Linked DNA regions of Homo sapiens: all the other regions are linked to region 2. Evidence: read pairs that join two places in POLR2A ChIA-PET (ENCODE). Cell type or tissue: MCF 10A. All regions are shown on one strand.

The links. ChIA-PET counts read pairs that join two places held together with the same protein. Peaks named below come from ENCODE experiments on the same cell type or tissue, not always from the same donor. Only the 100,000 strongest peaks of a DNase experiment are listed, where the experiment ranks them.
Region 1: POLR2A ChIA-PET joins it to region 2 with 9 read pairs; 1 of 35 experiments calls an interaction of 5 or more read pairs at or near these places.
Region 3: POLR2A ChIA-PET joins it to region 2 with 7 read pairs; 1 of 35 experiments calls an interaction of 5 or more read pairs at or near these places.

Annotation. Positions count from the first base shown.
Region 1 is chr7:4,186,845-4,191,844 of GRCh38, forward strand. All of the region lies in intron 35 of SDK1 (sidekick cell adhesion molecule 1), which reads left to right. Among named protein-coding and RNA genes, the nearest start is that of FOXK1, 490 kb to the right of the region's middle. RefSeq lists enhancers at 1-512, 3,194-4,074. In MCF 10A, no CTCF peak of the experiment used is centred here; a DNase peak (open chromatin) is centred at 2,467.
Region 2 is chr7:2,755,906-2,760,905 of GRCh38, forward strand. The region is part of intron 2 of GNA12 (G protein subunit alpha 12); the gene reads right to left. It also overlaps a transcript of AMZ1 not described here. Among named protein-coding and RNA genes, the nearest start is that of AMZ1, 70 kb to the left of the region's middle. RefSeq lists an enhancer at 2,083-2,372. In MCF 10A, a CTCF peak has its summit at 4,831; DNase peaks (open chromatin) are centred at 1,636, 2,166 and 2,476.
Region 3 is chr7:3,587,778-3,592,777 of GRCh38, forward strand. All of the region lies in intron 1 of SDK1 (sidekick cell adhesion molecule 1), which reads left to right. Among named protein-coding and RNA genes, the nearest start is that of SDK1-AS1, 240 kb to the left of the region's middle. In MCF 10A, no CTCF peak of the experiment used is centred here; DNase peaks (open chromatin) are centred at 764 and 2,184.

The DNA of each region.
Region 1 (5,000 bases), 1.4 Mb after region 2:
AGGAAGGCGCCCCTCCTAGCCTCCTCCTCCACGGGCCTTCTCCAGTTCTTGCCCTGTGCTTTGGGGTCTAGTAGTGGCCAGACCTGGGATTGCCACCCCTGGCATCTGTAGCCTCCTTCTGGGGGCTGCAAGTAGTAGGGGCTCCAGCATGTCTACCTAGGAGGGGCTCAAGAGCCACACTGTGGTTCGGAGTGGGGCTTGGGACCCATCTTGACTGTGTTTGCAGTGTGGGTTGTGTGCATGTTGGGTGTGTTATGTCTGTGTGAGGGACTGTGAGAGAGGACAGGTGGGCTTGCTGCTACATGAGGCACGGGGGCCAAGTCCAGGGATGAGGCAGGGGGCACCTGAGGGAGTGGGGAGGGCTGGGTCCCATGTGGGGGTAAACCTCCATAGTTAACCCACGGCATTATTACCATTATTTTCCATCATCCAATACATTTGCACAAGACTATGGGTCCAGCACCTTGCTATTAGAAATGAAGCTACTCTGAACACTGTTACAAATCTTTTCCAACGTCTCCAATGCCTGCCTTGGGATAAAACGCTAGAAGCAGAACTTCTGGTCCAATGACATGAACATTTTTCACCTTTGAAATACTTCAGCTAATTGACACCCTGCAGCGGTGACCAGATACAGGGCTCAGGTTGCATTCCTCTTTCCTCCTGCTTTTAAATCTTTCCTAGTTTATTAGGCAAGAAGGTATCTCATTATTATTTTCCTAGATGGGCTTTTAAATGACTGGTCTGTGATTAAATGCCTGCAGAGCTCATGGCTATTTTTTGCATGGGGGTCTGTTACAAGGTAAACTGAGACACAAAATGTTAGAAGAGTTTATTCGAGCAGACAGCAATTCATGAATCAGGCAGCACCAGTCCAAAGGTGGTTTGGGGTTCTGGGAAGGGAACACAAGGGGAACGTTTTTATGGTGTGAATGTGGGAGCTGGACAAAGAAAATACTTGATAAGAGTATGTTGTTGCCTTCTTCAGTCTCAACTGTTAGAAAATTCCTAGTTGTATTGGTTTTCATGCTGCTGATAAAGACATAGCCAAGACTGGGTAATTTATAAAGAAAAAGAGGTTGAACGGACTCCCAGTTCCACGTGGCTGGGGAAGGTGAAAGGCACGTCTTAAATGGTGGCAGGCAAGAGAGAATGAGAGCCAACCCCTTATAAAATCATCAGCTCTTGTGAGACGTATTCACTACCATGAGAACAGCATGGGGAAAACCACTCCCATGATTCAATTCTCTCTCGCTGGGCCTCTTCCGCAACATGTGAGAATTATGGGAGCTACAATTCAAGGTGAGATTTGGGTGGGGGCACAGCCCAACCATATCACTAGCTGTATATCTGCCTTTAGTTGCATATCTGTCCTCAAGCTAGTTGCTACAGCCAACGTCCTGAGGTGCCCTCAGTAAGTTGTTGGCGGCTTCTGATTGGTTGGGCTTAAGTTTTATTTTTCTTTAATATGGGCATTTACAAGAAATAGCCCAGGTTAAGTTTTGTTTAGGTTTGCAGAACCAGCAAGGTCAAGGTTGTCTCCACGGCTTAATGGGCTTTGCTCAGGGGATTCTCAAGCCTGGTCTCCATTTTATTTTAATGGGTCTTAGTGTTTTGTGTTGATTTCTTAGAGCTTCTTATATATTAGGGATATCATGTTTGATCATGTCTATGGCAAATACTTTGTCTTTAATTTTATTGTGTTTAAGTGGTTGTGTGCTCAAACCTCCATATCTGAGGCATCTCTCCTTCCCATTTTGAGACCAAGTAAATATTCACCCAGATATTTTTTCATAATTTTCATGGTTTTATGTTTTCCATTAAACTCTTTCATCAAAAAAAAAAAGAAAGAAAGAAAAAAAAAACTCTTTCATCCTCCTGGAATTAATTCTGGAGCCTGGCATGAAGTGAGCTTCTAAATGGATCATTTGTTTCCAGAGAAGTTTTTTCCCCCGAAACCATCTATTGATTTTTAATTGCTTTGTGGTGCGTCTTAATCATGGTTTAAATTCTTACACACAGTCAAGTCTGTCTGAAGACATTCCTTCGTTCCACAGACATCTTTACTGTTGCCCTAGTACTTCTAAAGCTTTCATTTACATCAGTTTGTTACACATTTTTTTCATGTTTAGGAGGGCTTGTCTTATTCCTCTTTGTTTTCTAAAATTTCTCAGCCATTCTATGAATTTTACAATCATTTTGGCAAGTTCTTAAAAAAAAGCAAATGCTCCTGGGATTTTGATGGAAACGTATTAAATAGTAAAGGGATTTGGAAATCCTCGCCGTCTTCCTCCTTTTCGTCTATTCATGCTTGCTCCCGGGAGCTGGCTGTCCCTCTGGCACGGTGCTGCTGGGCTGGCAGCGCTCCTGGTGCAGGTCCTGCTGTTGCTTGTCAAGTCATTCCTGGCAGTTTTATTGCGGCGGTTGCTGTGAGCCTGGGTATTGTAATGGCTCGTCCCTGCTCTGCCCACCGCCAATCGCAGCTCAAGGCTGAGGCTCACATGGTTACTCAGGCATGTTAAATATTAGTCCAGCAAAAAGAGCAACATAGGTTTTCCCCAAAAAGCGAGCCAGGACTTGCCTTTTTTCCACACCCAATGGGGAGTGGCTGCCCAGCTCAGATGAGAGCCGAGTGTCCAGCACTGTGGCCTTTAGCCCCGCAACTTTCACCAAAAACAGAAGACAGACAGATACCCATGCTCAGCATTTAAAATCACTCGGCCGGCCAGGCATGGTGGCTCATGCCTGTAATCCTAGCACTTTGAGAGGCCAAGGCGGGTGGATTACTTGAGGTCAGGAGTTCGAAACCAGCCTGGTGAAACCCCATCTCTACTAAAAATACAAAAATTAGCTGGATATCGCTTGAACCCAGGAAGCAGAGGTTGTAGTGAGCCGAGATTGTGCCACTGCACTGCAGCCATGGCAATTGAGTGAGACTCCGTCTCAAAAAATAAATAAAATAAAATCAGTTGGTGGCTTTAGGTGGTGTTTGGTTGTTCCTGGTGTACATGTGGCTGTGGAAGACAGAAAAGTGTCTTGAAAATATCTGTTTGCTGTTTTTAAGAATGAAAAAATTGTCGTACAATATGGGTCCCACCTTTCTTCTAAGTGCTCCAAGTTTTTAATTACAGTTGGTTGGAATGAGAGAAAAAAAAAAGCACAGCTTCTAGCTGTTTCAGCTCCCGCTAGTGACAAATAAAGCCAGTCCTAGTGCCTATTAAGTGAAATTAAAAGGCTTCAGTGACGCCAGTTTGAAAACATGTGTTTGTAGGGAAGAGTGAATGGCACCTGTTTACAGGGTAATTAACGTCGCAACCCCGACTCCACAGGCTGCACTGTCTCATCATCGACGTTCCCAGGGCTCCCTGGGTAATTATTAACATATCACGCGATAATGACATTGTGCAAACCACAGGCCGCCCCTGTCATTTCTGCGGCCACAGTCTCTCCAACTGATGCCGGTGGGCTGTGCTGCGTACAGGGCTGTCTACACGGTCCTGGATGATGGATAAACATCTGCCGAAAGCCTACTGTGCTGGTCACAGATGGTCACCATCCCCTGGGTGGGAACCGTTGCTCCGTTTCACAGATGAGAGTGATGAGTCAGCTTTATCCGGAGTCCGCAGGGGGCTCCCCGGGCGCTATCCCACCCTCTGGGCTCCAGCTCGTGTTGTTTCAGACGTTCCCTTCAGGCACAAATGCACTAAGAAGCCCTCGCCAAGGAGTGCAGAGTGGAGAGACTGTGGGATGCAGGTGCCTCCGCCGTGGGGGATTCTCCAATGCGCTGCACCCGGCCCACAGCAGGCTGTGCACAGGCACTGCTGACTGACTGGGAGCTTGGCCCACCCCTTCCCCATGCCAGGGAGTATTTCAGAATTCACGGCTTCCTTCAGGCTCTCTGCAGCATACGCTATCCCGGGACAGCCTCTTGCCAAAGGGCGGGTGATAGGAGCAGCTTCTCAGAGAGCTCCCAGGATGGAGCTGTGGTGCCCCTAGGCAGACACAGCCCCCGAGGGAGGATGGGCTTGACACCAGCCTCATCAATGCTGGGCCGGAGGGTGGAGGGCGGGGAGGCTCCTTGCCCACAGGTGCGAGCCTAGCCAGGCTTCTCTGGGCGGGGGCTCTCAGGGAAGCCTCTGGGGCCTGTGTCCACCCATCCTCTACACTTCTGCTGGGGTGACCCTTGTGAAATGCAAATCCCATCCCCTCACTTTCTGTTTCCACCCTTCAGGGGATCCCTGTTATGTATGCGGGAAAAATCAAGCTCACTCCTGAGACTGGCCCCAGGGACTCTGAGGTCCTGCCAGGCCAACCCCGCGGCGGTCACAGTGGGTGTCCTCATGGCCCCCAGGCCCTCCCCCGCCGCAGTCACGGTGGGTGTCCTCCTGGCCCCCAGGCCCTCCCCCGCCGCGGTCACATGGGTGTCCTCCTGGCCCCCAGGCCAGGGTTCCCTTTCGTGCTCAGGCTTCACACGCACAGCCCGGCAGATGCCCAGGAGACCTTGGTGGCGGGCTGGTAGTATTACTCATCTGACGTCCATCACTGTAGACAAAGGTTGTGGAGCATCGCGCGGTGCCCGCTGCTGCATTTGGAAAGGCTCCCTCACCTCTCACCATCCTGAGTTTCACTCCTTAGCCAGCTTCTCTGGGATCCCTCCAGGTCGCCACGCTGGCAGCCAGTGGAGGCCTTTCTTCAGCACCCACTTGCTCAGCAACTTGCTGGCACCGAAGGGAGCGAGAGAGCCCTGAGGTACGGGCCTGCCCTTCAGCTGCTCCCCCGAAGCGTGAGCCAGCCCTTCAGCTGCTCCGCCAGGGAGAGGGAGGATCACCGGCCTGGGCCTTTGCGACCTTCTCTGGGGTTGAGTCTGCAAGGGTTAGGGTCTCCTGTGAGTGGCAGAGCTCAGGGTGGACAGGGGGCTGCAGGTGGGCTCTGCACCATAGGAGAAGCTGGGCTATCCCCACAGAGGAGGGAAGCGCCATCTCCACAGGTGTGGCCGGGCA
Region 2 (5,000 bases):
AGATTGAATACCAGTCTCAATACAAATCCCAGCAGGCATTTTTTTTGGTAGAAATTGACAAGCTCATTTTAAAATTTATCTCTTCAAAACACCACAGAATAACAAACCATTTTATAAAGAAGAACAACGTTTTCATAATACCAACTTTCAACTTGCTAGAAAGTGACAGAGTTTATCATCGGCAAAAGAAAAGTAATATGGATCAACCGAATAGAAATGAGAGTGCAGAAACAGGCCCCCACATATATGGCCAATTGATTTATAAAAAATTGACAAGGCAACTCAAATGAGGAAAGGAAAAGTTTTCAACAAATGGTGCTGGAAAAACTGGTGATCTGCACATAACTTAAAAAAAACTCTCATTTGGAGGATCAGAAAATCAAAAAAGGACATTGATTCTAACTATGTCCTATATAAATCTAATTCAAACTGGATCACTAAAACTAGACTGAAAAAAACATAGGATGTCAGGTATGGTGGCTCACATTTATAATCCTACGAGTTCAAGACCAGCCTGGGCAATAGAGTGAGACCTCATCTCTGCAAAAAATTTTTAAAAATTAGTCAGGTGTGGTGGCACACGCCTATAGTCCCAGCTACTCAGGAGGCTGAGGCAGGAAGATCTCTTGAGCCCGGGAGGTCGAGGCTGCAGTGAGCCACAATCGTGCCACTGCACTACAGCCTGAGTGAGACCCTGTCTCAAACAAACAAACAAACAAACAAAAACATAGGAGAGGATCTGTGTGATCTTGGGTTAGGAAAAGATTTCTGTGCTGTCAGAATTCTAAGATGAGCCTCGATGACAGACGCCCCTGTCTTTCCCTGGAGTGTGGAAGGGACCTGAGAATATGATGGAACATCACTTTTGTGATTTGGTTACTTTAAGTTAGTCAAAGAGGAGGTGCTCTTGGGCCAGGTATGGTGGCTCATGCCAAGGTGGGAGGATCCCTTGAGCCCAGGCCATTTGAGGTTGGTCTGGGTAACACAGTGAGACCTCATCTCTATTAAAAATTTAAAAAGTAGCCGGGTGTGGTGGCACATGCCTGTAGTTCCAGCTACTCAGGAGGCTGAAGTGGAAGGTTCTCTTGAGCTGGGGAGTTCGAGGCTGCAGTGAACCGTGATTGTGCCAGTGGCACTCCAGTCTGGGCAACAGAGCGATACTCTGTCCCAAGGCGGGGGAAAAAAGGAGGTGACCTTGGCAGGCCCGATCTAATCAGGTGGGCCTTTTTTTTTTTTTTTTTTTTTTTTGAGACGGAGTCTTGCTCTGTCACCCAGGCTGGAGTGTAGTGGCACGATCTTGGCTCACTGCAAGCTCTGCCTCCCGGGTTCACGCCATTCTCCTGCCTCAGCCTCCCAAGTAGCTGGGACCGCAGCGCCCGCCACCATGCCCGGCTAATTTTTTGTAGTTTTAGTAGAGACAGGGTTTCGCCATGTCAGGTGGGCCTTTTAAAAGAGGTGCTCTCCTGCTGACCTAGAAGAAAGCACACAGCCGTGTTATGAGGAGGAGCCACGTGGCAAGGAAGTGAGGGCACCCCTAGGAGCTGCCAGCTAGTAAGAAAATGGGACATCAGTCAGAGGACTGCAAGGAAATGAACTCTGCCAGTACCAGTGAGCTTGAAAAAGGATGACAAGCCTTAGATGGGAACGCGGCCAGGTGCACCAGCCTGCGAGGTTCCGAGCAGAGCACGTGGCGAACTCTGGATGCCCAGGCTGCTGACCCAAGCACATTGGGAGATCATTACATCTGTGCCGTTTTAAGTTGCTAATTGGTGGTAATCTTTTCATCCAGCAACAAAAAACCTTTAGTACTTCTTAGGGCAAAATAACCATGAAGCATAAAGGAAAATGTCATCTTCCCTGCACATTCTCAGCCCCAGGGACCTCTTGCACTTAGTACGTACTGAACGCTTGCTGAGTCAATGAAGACATGTGTTTTTTCAAACCTGACTTTTTAAATGGCAGCTTAAATATTTTTTCCTTTAATAGCTTAGTGGTTCTCTGACTCCTGTTCGCTGTCCCCACATCAGAATAGCAATAATAAGGAATGATTCTTCCCTCCCCCTGCAAATGTAGCTGCCTGGTTAACACAGAACACAAGCTCTACAGACCTAATAAATGTCTGGAAAACCTCTTGCTTGGGGATGAGTCACTCCCTAACTCAAAACCAACAGGATGAGTCAGCAGCTGTTGCTTCAGGCTCTTTATGGAAAGCCCCTCTATTTTTACTATCCTATTCTTAAACAAAGACAAAAACCCAAAAACTCAACATCTCCCCAACTATCGATGCTTACAGTATTAGAAATGAAAACTCAGAGCTTTTAAGAAAACAAGGCTTTAGGGCCGGGTGCAGTGGCTCACACTGTAATCCTAGCACTTTAAGAAAACAAGGCTCTGCAAACACTTATCTCATTCGCCATCCAAGTGATGACATCCTCATACGTCGTGTGGCCTCTGAAAAGCTCCAATGCAGGCTTGCACATGAAAGAGGGTGTAAAGGGCAGACAGTGTCTCAGCAGTTTCATGTGTTCTGTGCTGTCAGGGTTCTAAGACGAGCCTCAATGACACACGCCCTGTGCAATTTCTTCCCCTGCAGCGTGGGAGGAAGCTGGAGTGTGATGGAACGTATCTCCTGTGATTGGGCGACTTTCAGCTAAGCCAAAGGGAGGTGATCTTGGTGGGCCTGATCTAATCAGGGGAGCCTTTCAAGGAACCTGGGGGAACCCCTGAAAGGGTCTCGGGGGCCCCCACAGCACACTTGGAGGAACCCCTGTGCTAGAGAGGTTGGTGCCTGTGTAGCAGCGTGCCCCTAACAGCAGAGTCACAGCCCTAGGCTGGAAGCCACCAGTGCCCACCTCTGGTTCAGTGGATAATCAAGTGCAGTTTACTCATCTAATAGAACACCACAGAAGAATGGATATGAGAGGGTTATCACCGCATGTATCAACATGATGGGTCTCTGCTGGGCGCGGTGGCTCATGCCTATAATCCCAGCGCTCTGGGAGGCCGAGGTGGATCACCTGAGGTCAGGAGTTCGAGACCAGCCTCCTGATATGGTGAAACACCGTCTCTACTAAAAATACAAAAACTAGCGGGGCGTGGTGGTGGGCGCCTGTAATCCCAGCTACTGGGGAGGCTGAGGCAGGAGAATCACTTGAACCCAGGGGGCGGAGGTTGCAATGAGCCGAGATTACACCATTGCACTCAGCCCTGGGCCACAGAGCAAAACACTGTCTCAAAATAAATAAATAAATAAATAAATAAATAAATAAATAAATAAATAAATAAAATAAAAATAAAAACCCCATGATGGATCTCAAAATATAACGCTGAAGAAATAAGTCATAAAATGGTTATACTGTCCTTATTTACATGAAGTTAAAACACAGGCAAAAGGAAACAAAGCGCTAGCTGTAAGAACTCACACCTACCTTGCACTTCCTATGTGCCTGCACTGTTCTAAGGGCCTCCCCCATATCACCTTCATTCTCACAATACTCACGGTGTGTTATTACTGTTCTGTCCATGTGACAGATGGGAAGACTGAGACAAAGTGGTTAAATAACATGCCCAAGTGGTAAGTTACTACTGTTTAGGAATAGGTGGTAAAAAGACAAGTAAAAGGAAAGGAATAATTAGCCAAATACTAGAATAGTGGTGACGCTGGGGTGGCGGTAGTGGCTCACATGGGGTTTATGAATTACTGTTGATGTTTTTCATCTGAGTGGCAGGTTCAGAGGTGTTTGTTCATGCTGTTTCACGCTGTGCCTATTTTTTCAGACCCTCTTCTGTAGTCATACAGGATAGGAGAGAGATGTATACACTTCAGAATTTTAAAAAGAGCAAAAGAGAAAAAACACAGACTGAAGGCCATGAAAAAAACTGTCCTTAGGGCTGGGCCGCTCCCTCCAGGCAGTTTCTGCAACGGGTGCAGATGCCGTCCAATGCGATTGTCCGCCCCCGTCTCAGAGCCCCACGGCCAGCTGAGGTCCTTTGAAAAGCTCCGCTCCCTGCTTTCTGCCACCTGCTCCTGCCAAGCAGGCTGTGTAGGCTGGAAGCCACCAGTGGCTTTGTCACATGACCACAAATGCATAAAAATGACAGGAACACTCAGTTTTAAAAGTATTTTTTAAAATATGAAAACACTAGGATGTCAAGGTTGAGGAACTGAAGGTCAAGAGCTCCAAGGCCTCTGTTGGCAATGTGTAGCTTGGATGTGTGGACAAAGAGAGCCCCACGTGATGGACGTGCTTTCTTCCCATCGCCCGCCTCTGCCTGGGGAAGGAGTGGAGATTGAAGACACACCCAACGCGTGCAGAGTCCAGGCAGGAGGGCACACCCCAGCACGAGCTGCTCAGGCTCGCCTCCCAGCAGCGCTGCCTCCCTAGGTCCACAACCTGCTGTGTTCTGCACAGGCTCGACTCAATAGAATGCCTTACCAGTACACCAGGGGGACACCAAGTCAGAGGATCTGAACTGGCTCACTGCCAATCACCCAGGAGATCAAAGCAATCAATGTCAGTGGTCTTTCCCGGACGCTGTGGTAAGCACCTGAGAACCACCCAGGCCCTTCTGCCTGTCAAATCAACACCGTGGCTTCACTTCCTTCTGGGCAGAGCCTATTCTTCATTCCAAAGACCTAAGATGACTATGGCACCACGTCACATCAGGGCGTCCCTGACGAGCACTGCACCAGAGCCTGTGAAGACTTTCCACACACATCCCTCAAGCAGGACAGACCTGTCACTGTCCCTTTAAACCTTCCCAACCTCCACCCTCCAAATCCATCTCCATTTCCTTCTACAGGCAGCTTATCCAGAGCTAAGTTTAGCTACGACCATTTCTAATCTTTCCTCTAGGGACAGCGTCGAGCTCCCTACTGCTGGACCGTCCCAGCTGCGTGGCTTTACCAAGTCACCAGAGGTTAGCTTGTCTGCAAGAGGCTGGTGACACGAGGAACAGAAGTTGTCACATCCTCACAGCAATGTGGCTTCTTTGGTGGG
Region 3 (5,000 bases), 830 kb after region 2:
CCTTTCCTGAGTGTTATCTAGCTTTCCATGGGTAGACATCAGCTCTCCACATCTAAATTGTAAGCTGCTCCAGGGCAGGGGCCAGATCTTCTCCTGTGTGTTCTCAGTAGCTGACACAATTGCCTTCCATGTACTAAATGTTCAGTAAACATGTGTTGGATGGTTCATTGATCCAATAGACTTATGTCTATGCCAATACAGGCTTGCTCTTGAAAAGCTGCGGGTAAATCAATTCTTTGTAAATTGAATCTTATTTCAAATGTAGTAGGGATGTTCAGCATTTCAAGGAATCCTAGGTCAATCTTTGGTGGATCTACGAGCCCTGTATTCTGCCATTCTCGTTTTACAGGTAAGGGAGCTGAGTTACAGAGAAATTAAGTGACTTATTATAATCTGATTTGTCAGTCAAATATAAGGTTTCTTCAAGCAAAACATACCTGTTACTTAGGTCAAGAGGGATTTGGTGAAAAGCCTAGCTATGAAATTTATAACATCAGATTAATAACGTTATATTTTCAGAAGCATTTATTTTTAGTCTGCAGATATTTATTAAGTTTGTTTACAACAGTCTTTTAGTTGTATACTAATGAGTAAAGGCTATGCTAAATTGTGTTGCAGTTTATGTCAGATTAGAAACAAAAAACAACAGACACAAAGTTTCTGGTTCAGAAAATTCACCTCTGAAAGCCCCCAGCTCGAAGTGTTTAGTTTTTCTTCTGTGAGGTGTGAGAGGATGTTGAATGTGCTGGACAGGTGCCAGGTCCTGCGATCCTGCAGGGTGCGTTCCTAGATTCATTGTTGAGGTGATGAAAGTCTCTTCAGTCAGTGGCTTAATGTTAAGTGTGAGAAAGATGTTGGAAAAGATTTAGGGAGACCTTTTGGGCACCTCACTGATGGAATTATTTTAAATTGAGCAGGTTTTATCAACATCTGTATTGGGTTGATTTAGTTTCTCCTTGCTATCAGTTCTAGAATAAAATAGTTTATTATATGTGAGAAAATTGATAAAAGTGTAAAGCTACTTTGCATCACTACTTTGGATGATCCAAATAAAGGAAATAAAAGAATCAAAGCATTGGATTTACTCTGCTTTCCTTTCTCTTCATAGTCATTTTTATGTGTTTTGGCTTATCAAAAATGAGATCAAAGTTGTTATATACTACAAAAGAAGCTGCTTTTTTATTTAGGATTTTAGTATCTTGACATGGAGCAGTGAATCAGATGTGGGGACAGGAGATAATTTGTATTCATATTAGATCAATATTAGCTAACAGCTGTTTTACGGACATCAAGTCAATTCTGCAACTCAGCAGGGAGAAATTATTACCCCCTTTTTAGAGATTTGGAAACTGACTTCACAGTTAATGTGGGCCTTTTGACGTCAGTACTGATCTCACAGTTGGCGTGGAGCTTTTGACGTTGGTACTGATCTCACAGTTGGTGCGGACTCTTTGATGTCAGTACTGATCTCACAGGTGGTGTTGGCCTTTTGACGTCAGTACTGGTCTCACAGTTGGCGTGGGCCTGTTGACGTCAGTACTGATCTCCCAGTTGTCATGGGCCTTTTGACATCAGTACTTATTTCACAGGTGGTGTGGGTCTTTTGATGTCAGTGCACAGACTCTTCCCGTGCACCAGCACCACCTCCATGGCGCCTCCCCATGTCTTTTAGGTTTTGCGTATATTACTATTGGCTGCTGTGAGCACCATTTTTGGAAGTACATTTTCATATTGCATGAAGAAATACCTGAGACTGGGTAATTTATAAAGAAAAGAAGTTTAATGGACTCATAGTTCCACATGGCTGGGGAGGCCTCACAATCATGGTGGAAGGCAAAGGAGGAGTACAGACACGTCTTAAATGGAGGCAGGCAAGAGAGCATGTGCAGAGGAACTGCCCTTTATAAAACCATCAGATCTTTGAGGACTCACTGTCATGAGAACAGCATGGGAAAAAACCACCCCCATGATTCGATTGCCTCCCACTGGGTCCCTCATGACACATGGGGATTATGGGAGCTGCAATTCAAGATGAGATTTGGGTGGGGACACAGACAAACCATATCAGAAGACAGTTATAATATTTGCATAATACCCAGACTGTGAGGAATAAGCCAAGTAATAAGCAATAACAGATGGAATATTGAGGTTATGCAGAGTCTGTGCTGTGCATGTCACAGCCTGCACTTGACCTGAGTCATGTGCTTCCTGAGCTCTTTACAGGGTGCTAGGCCAGGATATACGTGAGAGTTACAGTGATTGGAAAATTAGTTTTCCTATTAGTGTAAATACGTATGTGTTAGGGGATAGATGATACACTATTACAGACTTATAAAATGGAAAACTAAAATTGGAATGTAAAGCTTATAGCAGGTAGCCTCAGGCTGTGCTCCCAAACCTTTGGGTTCAGTTTCTTTATGTTTCTTCAGTTTTCTGTTACGGATACTGGAGCAGAAGTTGAATTTTAGTGGATTTGATGTAAAGAAATGGGTATATTTCAACTTTCACCTCCTTTCCTGTTCCTTTTTTTTTTTTTTTTTTTTTGCTTTGAAGTGTGAATGAATAATACTATAGACAAAATACAATAGCAAAGACAAATTATGGATAAATTGGAAAATCAAACTCTGCAGAACAAAGATTTTTTAGTTTTACATCATGTAACAAATTTAATGACAAACTATACCAACAAGTGAATTGACGATTTAAGATATTTCATTTAGCTTCCAAAATGTGAATGCTAATAAGTTTGAAATCACTAAATCACAGTAATTCCTTGCATTGGGCAACAGAAATCTATTAATTAAAATGAAAAGTCTAAAGATATTTTGGGGAAGATTGCAAATTTCAAATAACTGTATGTGGTATCCTCCAGTTCCTTTTAATAGTCTCATCCTTAGCTGCGCATTTACTTCACAAGGGAAACCTTAAAAATACTGATAACAGAGCCTCACTGCTGGACCTTTAGATTTAATGGGTCTGCAGTGAGGGCTGAGTATAGCACTTTTTTTTTTTTTTTTTTTTTTAAGGCCTGGTCTTGCTCTGTCCCCCAGGCTGGAGTGCAGTGGCATGATCGTAGATTACTGTGGCCTTGACCTCCCAGGCTCAAGCGATCCTCCTGCCTCAGCTTCCCAAGTAGCTGAGACTACTGGCATGTGCCACCACACGTGGCTAATTTTTGTATTTTTTGCAGACATGGAGTTTTGCCATGTTGCCCAGGCTGGTAGAGCATTTTAAAAAACTCCCCAGGAGATCCTAATGTGCAAAGTTAAGAACAACGGTTTATATGATAATCATTCTTTAATCATATTATTTGTTTAAAGGTAGATTCCTGTATTTTAACATTTTAACTTTAAGGTTGTGATACTCTGATGAAGGCAGCTCCTATCAACCTGTAGGCAGTTCAAGGTGTTAACCTTTATCTTTAATGTTTTTATGTGTCAGATGGCAGTTAGTATAAGGATTACCTTTTTCCTTTTGCAGTGTCATAATACTGAGTGCCAGGACCTAAGTTTTTGAAACCTCCCAGTAGCCCCTTTTTAAACTGCTCTGAGCCTGCAGGGCACAGCATGACCTAGCTGTTAATTTAGTACTTTCATCTGATTGACCTGGGAAGGATCACTGGCCGCCTAGGGGAGACCTTCCCATTATTAATTCCTGCCTGGATGTCCTTTATGTGTCTGCACAGAGGTTTCGGCTTTGGCCACGTTGTGAAAGTCATAAAATTAAAGAAATATTTTGCACTGGCTGTTCACATTGACATTCAGAAAAACAAATTGCAGTAATCACTGGGGCCTCTTCCTTTGAAAGAACATGCGACCAGTGCCTTTTTAGTTTATATCTTGGTAGATTTGCAGTGGGTCTGCTGTACGTTGATGGGTGGGAAGTGTTAATGATCACTGTGGGCCCATGGCCGCTGGAAGCTATTTGTATTCTTTGCACTCGTGTGGGGCATGTGTGTATATGTGCAGAGGTGTTCATATATTGCTTTTGTTTGCATTTTAAACATGAAGCTCATTTTTAAAGTACTTGCAAAATTTATCCAATGGGAGGCAAACCTTTAAATTAGTGATTCTCAAACTTTGAGTGCATAAGGATCAGATACAGGGAACCTGGGGTGGTGTCTGAAGTTTGAGAGGACTGGGGTCAATAAATTTCCACAAAAGGTGACTTCTCTTAGATGCCCGGATACAGATGACAAACAAGGCTACAGATAGTTCTATACAGAAACAAATGAATATATTTTTACCATTTGTGGAAATTACAGTTTTGAAACTGGGAAGCCCTTTGTATCACTATCAGCTCTATTTTTGGAAGTAATGGAGGAAGTATTTCAACCTGATTACTGCCTGTGGAGTGAGGAATTTCTTAGTGTTTGACTGACCGCCTGCTGATACTTTATTTCTTTAGAGCTCCTCAAGTCATTATAAGAATCACCCAACAGTGTGAAATCAAAATGATTTCTTACTATAAAATGTCAGCTATCTATCGTAAAAGATTATGTGCCATTTAAAAATATAATTGCCGTTTCTCCCCTCTCCCCCACCTTACATTCAGATGTTCCAGAATAACAGAATCCCTGCAAAATGAGAAGGAATCCCTGCAAAATGCAAGGATCTAGCCTGTGCAAATTTCAGAAACCGCCTTCTACTTTAAGTCTTTTAATAGTCCAGATAATTATCACTCTGCTCACTGCCCTTTTCTTTCTCTCTACCTCCTCGTCATTCTTGCGACATTTTAATGATGCTGTTTGTGTATTGCTGCTGATGAATTCTGCCCAGTGAAGGTTATTTATTTATTTTTCCCTGAGCTGGATTTTACCCTCTGTTTACTTATGTTGGTGTTCTGTTTCCTTTCCTAACTGCTACCAGACATTCGTTTCCATGCCTTTGTATAATGCACAGCAGGCTGATGAAGCGTGGGGACTCGCGCTGTGGGAATCCTGCTTGGGTAAATGTCACCGCTTTATATAAAGAACTTTGCTCTATCGTAGCTCCAGAATC